Regions from separate parts of the Homo sapiens genome. Here region 2 is linked to region 1. Evidence: chromatin contacts called from ENCODE Hi-C or POLR2A ChIA-PET data. All regions are on one chromosome and are shown on one strand. The core of a region is the stretch at or near the end of the contact, and the rest is flanking DNA. Distances in the headings are between cores, read along the strand shown. Region 1 holds the start of RAB1A (RAB1A, member RAS oncogene family). Region 2 holds the start of PAIP2B (poly(A) binding protein interacting protein 2B).

Region 1 (3,382 bases), core at 397-2,896:
TGAAAAAAAATTTTTTTTAAACTGTCAACACAGCAAATGTCACTACAAGAACACTACCCTCAACTTCTAAAACATGAAATTCTAATAAAATACTACGGTTTCTGTTTAGTGCAAAAGATTTCAGCTTCAAGCCACACTATTACAAAACTTGTAAGCATTTTGCAAGAGCCATGTGACACACATATGACAGTCAGCTAAACTGGTGGGTGGACCTTTTAGGGGAAAATGTCTAGCAGTAATTGACCAAACCAGCAAATAAACTCAACTTTTACAACAAATACTGATGTTCCCCCATCCCTCAAAGGCCTTTGACACTGAAAAGGAATACCAATTCGGTCTCTTCCAATTATTCATTACTTTACATGCATGTAAACTGTAGAGGAAATTTTTAAAGGGCCATTGAGGAGAGCCCAACAAACTCTACCCAAGGGAAGTGAACACCAGTTCCCAGGAAAGGTGCCAGGTGTGTCACATCTGCTGTGGTGACTTCTTGAGTAAGCAAGAAAAAGAAATGCATTAACTTTTCATGACACGTCATGGAACCTCATTCCCTATCTGCAAGCATCCAAGCAGGTAATCCAAAACCTACATACAGATCTATCATAGGTCCCGTTCGTTTCTCTTTCAACTTGACAGCAAGCTTCCTTTAATCTGCGAGTATCAAAAAGACATTTCTTGGCTTTAGTTTTTTTTTTTTCCCTTGACCCACAGAAGACAAAATGACTTAGGTGTCCTCTTTAAAAAAAAAAAAAACAAAATTCTCACAAATGCCCAGGTTTTTATAGGAGGGCAATGGACCCGGCGAGCTCTTAAACAACTCCTCCAAGACACAACTCAAAAAGAGAACTAATAAATGTTCAGTTGCTTCTCACCATCTACTCATTCCCCTCAATCCCACGCAGTCCCGAAAAGCATCCATATTACCTGAAACCTGGCGGGGAGGATGGAAGGAGAGAGAGCCAACAAGCTCAGGATTTACAAGTAAAGCTGGTTTCTACCCCGAAGATCCTGACAGCTCCGCAGAGTGCGGGCGCAGGGTCTGACAGTGCCCTCTAGAAGGGCTCTCCCACCCCATCCCCTCCCCTTAGAGACAAGTCCTCCTTCAAAAGTCACTGCCTCCGAGAGAAGATACCCCTTCACACCGCCCCAGGCCCCTCGGCAGGCTTCCTCAGCACCCGCCCCGCAGTCAGGCCCTCTAACCTGACCCGGTCCAGGCCCGGGCGGCTCACCCCTCCGGCCCGACCCCTCCCCCGCGCGGCCGCCCCTCCGCGTCAGACAATGGGGCCCGACTCCCGGCCGCCAGCCTCTCCTGACCCATCACCCTCGCCTCACCCCAGCCGATGCCCCGACTTCTGCCCCAACCCTCCTCGACCCCTTTAAGATCCCCCAAGCTGGCCCACGGACCCAGCCGACCGGTGCTCTCCTGAACTCACTATTCGGGATTCATGCTGGACATGTCACTGCAGCTGCCGCCGCCGCCACCGCCGCCCTTGCTGCCGCAGCCGCCGCCCTGACTCTCCGCGCCACGGGTAATCGAAAGAAAGGAATGAGATAGGCTGTTCCGGGAGAGCAAACGTCTTCCCCTACTCCGTCCCCTAGAACACAATCAGCAGCCGCCGCCACTCAGCTATCGCTTCCACCCAAAATGGCCGCCGGCGAACCAGGAAATAGGGAAGCCTTAGACCGAGGGGCCTTTACACGGCCCAGAGGGCGGCCGCACCGCCTGGCATGCCGGGAAAGGGAGTCGCGAGCGCGGCTACGCGAGCTGAGGACAGACAGTGCGACGCAAGGCCAGGACTCAGCTTCCCGCCAAGCGCCGCGCCTCTGGGGCATGCGTACCTGAAGGGTTGTCGCCCGCCCCATTCCCCACTCCCTCACCTCCCCACCCTCGGCCCCTCCCTGCTCCCCTCCCCTCTGACTCGCTGGCTAGGACTTCGCTCGGACTCCCCCTGGCGGATTGGCTAAGGCCGAGCTGCCCTAGTGATGTCATCAGTGAGACGTGGCAGCCGGGCGAGTCAGCGCCCCACGGGGGAGGGGGCGGAGAGGGGCGGAGGGTGGTGCCGGCGGCCGACGGAGGCTGGGGGTCGGGGGAGGCAAGGGACCGGGGGGAGTGGTCAAACCGGAGGGACTGCCGGGGGTGCGGGGGCGGGGAGGGGGCCGGGGTACGAGCGTGTCGGCTCCTGCCTCCGTTGCGGCTGTTGCTGACCTGACCAGCTTGAGGCTTGCGCCACCCTGGTGGCGCTGGTTGGGGGCTGGTAGGAGGACGTCCGCTCTAAGAACAGAAGGGAAGTCAAGGGGCTCCCTGGACGGCACGGAGCGGTTCTTCTCGTCACTCACCCATCCCCACCTGGGTTCGGTCATCGTCCATTGTTGGCCCCGCGCACTACCATTTTCTTCTTAGATTTCTTCCCATTCTTACTGTGCCCCGCTCTTAACTCGTCAGCCTGGCTATTGCAGTAGTCTCCAAATGGACTCTACCTCTCTCTCTCCTCTCCGCCCCAGCCCATTTGCACACACAGTCGGATGTATCTTTCTGAGACAGCACCTGCATCGTGACCCCACAACCTTCAATGGCTCCACATCCCATGGATGGGAGGGACACAGCCCAGAGCCAGCCTAAAATCCAATTCCTACCTTCGTCCCGGCCTTCAGGTTGAATTGTAATGTATTATCTTTTAGTTGCTACTAACCCTGAGCCATTCTGCAAGACTGGAAAATAATAAGCAATAAAAATAGGCAATTCATCACTATATAGTGCCTACAATTTCTGGGAGTAATATTAACTCATTTTTAAAAAACCTATGGCCTTAACAGCTCTCTTTAATCAGCTCAGGAATTTAAATCTCCGCTAAACTTTAACACATTATCTTGAGTTATTTAATTACAAAGGGCATAGTGTAATACATTGTCCAAAGTTTATCTTCCAACTTCTAAGAACTAAGAAAATTGTCTCCTGAGACTTACTGCAGAATCACTTTAAATTCCTACAACGCCAAAATATAGAAAGAAGGCACTTATTTCTACCCATACACTAATTACACCCCTTAGCCCTCAAATTCTGCCATGGGCCTTAGTTGATGAACTTATCAAAAGTTACCCGAGTTTGGTTTCTGAAATGAACATGTTGGTTTCTGAAATGAACACGGTCACCACCCCAGGAATACCCTGAATGGTTCAGTAATAGGCACCAAAAAGTGTTCGTTACCCTGGACTCTAAAGCCCATTAAAAAAAAAAAAAGCTTATTTTGATTTCAAATAAAAACTCAGAAAACTGGCCAGGCTCGGTGGCTCATGCCTGTAATCTCAGGAATTTGAGAGGCCAAAACGGACAGATCACGAGGTCAGGAATTCAAGACCAGCCTGGCCAACATGGTGAAACACT
Region 2 (3,382 bases), core at 264-2,763, 6.1 Mb after region 1:
TTACCCCAACACTTCAATCTCCTCCAACCTTCAAAATAAAACCCTCACTGTCCAATATCTGAATTTATATTTTCAAACGTCTAAAATCTTAATCAAAGCTAAGAGCAGTGCATTAGCTTTTCCCCATAAAATTGTTGGCATAATTTTACTTAGGCACAGCATAGTTTGTACTGTTATCAAAAAACATATGGCTAGAACCGACATTACTAGAAACCAAACGAATATACTATGAAGGTGAAAAGGGAACAGGGAATGTTGTTTTTGGACAGATTCAATGCTGTTATTATCCCTTCATAGGTTGGGTGTGATCGAATCACACTGTGCTGTACAACTAAGTATGTTCTATATTTTATGACAAAGTAGGGTAGCCAGGCCCTTACACTACAAACTCCCAGAAACCCCAGTTAAGCTGTTTAAAGTATAATCCAATTCAATTTACTGAAAATAATAGTAACAAAATTTAAATCCCTTGCTTCTAGTTAGCCCTTTTCAACTGCATTTTCAGCAATTACCACCAAAAGAACTGCATTAGGACAAAGATTCTAGAGCGGGTATAATGGTCAAATGCCATTTGAAGGCAAAAACAGTCTACCAGGAACAAAACATTAAAGTTCCCAACCTTGCCAAACTCCCTGTTCTGCGTATTCTGCCTCTCTCAGTTCACCTTCCAGCTGCCTGGAAGAGGCAAGTGGAAAATGTTAGTTTTCTGGAGAGATGAGAATGGAATTTAGGGGTTGGTAGGGGGTGATGGGCTCACTCACGGACCGCAAGGCACAAGAGAAGTGGCGAACGTCTCCCAGGCAAATGAGGCATGAAGAATGAGGGCTGGAGTCAAGGGGGAGATGGAGCAAGTATAAAAAGGCAGAGGACGCGCAGGGGCCGCGAATAGGGGAAGGGCACGACGCGCAATCCCTCCCGCTCCAGCCCGGGGAGAGGGGCGGGGGATGCCGCGCGGGTCAATTTGCCTAGCATTGTTGCACCTGGGTAGAAATGGGACTCAGGCCAAGAATTCGGTTCGAGTGTTAGGAGGACGCTGAGGGGAGTCAGGAACTTGGGTGGGAGTCGGGGGGAAACAGAGCACCTGTGCGGGGGGGAAAGGGACGAAAACCCCCTATTGCTCCCGAGGGGCAGGGGCTGACCCCAGCGGACGCCCCTTTTCGCCGATGGCCGCGACGTGGGACCCCGCGCGCTTTCCCTCCCTACAGGAGCTCGGGCAGGCGCGTGCCGCCCTTCACAGCCCCGACGGCGGCAGAAAGGGAGGCGCAGGGCGCCCCCAGAGCCGGGAGAACGGCGTTTCCCTCGAGTCCTTTCCCCAGCAGCCCGGGCACCCGAGCCCACCTGGGCTAACCAGAAGCCCCTCCTTCAGATCGTACTCTGCCACTCCTCCGAGAGCTTAAGCCGTTGCCGTAGAGGTCGCCGTCGCCACAACAGTCTCGGCCTTTAGTACCAAAACGTGAAGCACAGCACCCGAGAAGCGCCACTACCACTTGCCAGGTTATCTCTTACTGCACACTGCCTCCTCGCCCCGCCCCCGAACCCAAGCCATTGGTTGCCGGGCACCGCCCCATTCGTCTATTGGGCCAAAGAAGATGCCGTTCGGTCACCTAGAATGGCATATGTGGTTTTTATTGGTCTAAATGTGAAGCAGTGCCCGCCCACTCCCTCAGAAGTTTCAGCTTCTGATTGGTTTTAATGTCTGTCTTTTCTCTTCCTTCATTTTTTTTTTCCTGTGGTGGAACACCTCCTTGAGGGAGATGCCGGCTCTGATTGGCTGAAAGGACGCTACGCTAGCCTGGGATAGGCATTGGGCCAAGGATGCGCCCGGCCCACTCGTGGGGGAGGAGACCAAGGCGCCGCACTCTGGGTTTGTTTACACAGGCTCTTGCTCCCGCTTCGTCTATTGGCTGAGCTGGAAGCCACTGCCACCGAGTTTTGCCTGTCAGCCTAGCAAGGAGGAGGGTGGGGGTGGGCCTCAGTAGGATTTCCCTCAGCTGTCAATTACCAAAGGAGGAGCTTTGATTCAGGCTGCTTTGGACCTGGTGCTATTCTCTGTAGGGAAAATTAAGGAATTGGGCTCCTTGGGAGGCTGGAAGGAAGCAAAGGGACGCTGGAAGGAAGCAGACGGATGCTTCCACGTTTCTAGAAACAAACCTAACTTCTTGAGTGCTTTAAAAAAATAAAACTTGGCCGGGCGCGGTGGCTCACGCCTGTAATCCCACCACTCTGGGAGGCCGAGACGGGCGGATCACAAGGTCAGGAGTTCTAGACCAGCCTCGCCAGTATGGTGAAACCCCGTCTCTACTAAAAATGCAAAAATTAGCTGGGCGTGGTGGCGGGCTCCTGTAGTCCCAGCTACTCGGGAGGCTGAGGCAGGAGAATCACTTGAACCCGGGAGGCAGAGGTTGCAGTGAGCCAAGATCGCACCACTGCACTCCAATCTGGGCAATAGAGTGAGGTTGCGACTCAAAAAAAAATACATCAATAAATACAAATTAAAATAAAACTTTATTGCCTCCCTTGGATTTAGAATGTCCAATCTGCTTGCAAAGGACTTCGAATTGTATTCCACAGGAAGTAGGGATTTCTTTGTGGAGCTCTTACTTTATACATTTTTCTCTCCCCCCCACCTCTCAAGCTGACTGTATACATGACACAAAGTTAGGGAATTGCAGAATGAATGGAAAAAATATAAAAATGAAAAAGATAAACTCAAATAACAATTATAAATATTAGCTGTATACTTTGATATGGTTTGGCTCTGTGTCCCCACCCAAATCTCATTTTGAATTATAATTCCCAATGTTGGGGGAGGGACTTGGTGGGAGGCGATTGGATCATGGGGGCAGATTTCCCCCTTGCTGTTCTCGTGATAGTGAGTGAGTTCTCACAAGGTCTGATGGTAAAAAAAGTGTGTGTCCTTCCCCCTTAGCTCTCTCTCCCTCTTGCTACCATGTGAAAACGTGCTTGCTTCCCCTTTGCCCTGATTGTAAGTTTCCTGAGGCCTCACCAGCCATGCCTCCTGTACAGCCTGAGGAACGGTGAGTCAATTAAACCTCTTTTCTTTATAAATTACTCAGTCTCAGGTAGTTCTTTATAGCAATGTGAGAATGGACTAATACATACTTCATATTAAATGATATAAGTAAATAAATAAATTCATTCAACAAGTATTATTTAGCATCTACTATGAATGTTCTAGGCTCTGATCATGGAACTGGGTATATGATATGAATAAGACAGTGAAGATGCACCCATGGTGTTTATACTGTAGTGAAGGAGACTGACAACAGAAAAGTAACCAATAAATAATAAAATGGTATGTTGTGAATAAATGCTACAAAGGAAAATAAAGCAGAGTCATGGGATGGTTGGGGAAATGGCT

The links. A loop is a pair of places that touch in the nucleus more often than their neighbours do. ChIA-PET counts read pairs that join two places held with the same protein, here RNA polymerase II (POLR2A). Pooled maps may share reads with other maps.
Region 2: a loop to region 1 is called in a pooled map, with 17 times the contacts of the local background. The contact joins the promoter of PAIP2B here to the promoter of RAB1A in region 1. A Hi-C loop is called at or near these places in 6 of 50 pooled maps. POLR2A ChIA-PET finds 5 or more read pairs at or near these places in 2 of 52 experiments (T-cell and activated B cell).

Annotation. Positions count from the first base shown.
Region 1 is chr2:65,128,460-65,131,841 of GRCh38, forward strand. It overlaps RAB1A (RAB1A, member RAS oncogene family), which reads right to left and starts at 1,647. Exons shown (of 6, transcript NM_004161.5): 1 at 1,434-1,647. The coding sequence starts at 1,456. RefSeq lists enhancers at 915-1,429, 1,426-1,685, 1,430-1,943 and silencers at 1,246-1,295, 1,796-2,145.
Region 2 is chr2:71,225,590-71,228,971 of GRCh38, forward strand. PAIP2B (poly(A) binding protein interacting protein 2B) reads right to left here and starts at 1,514. Exons shown (of 4, transcript NM_020459.1): 1 at 1,339-1,514. RefSeq lists enhancers at 944-1,444, 1,660-1,799.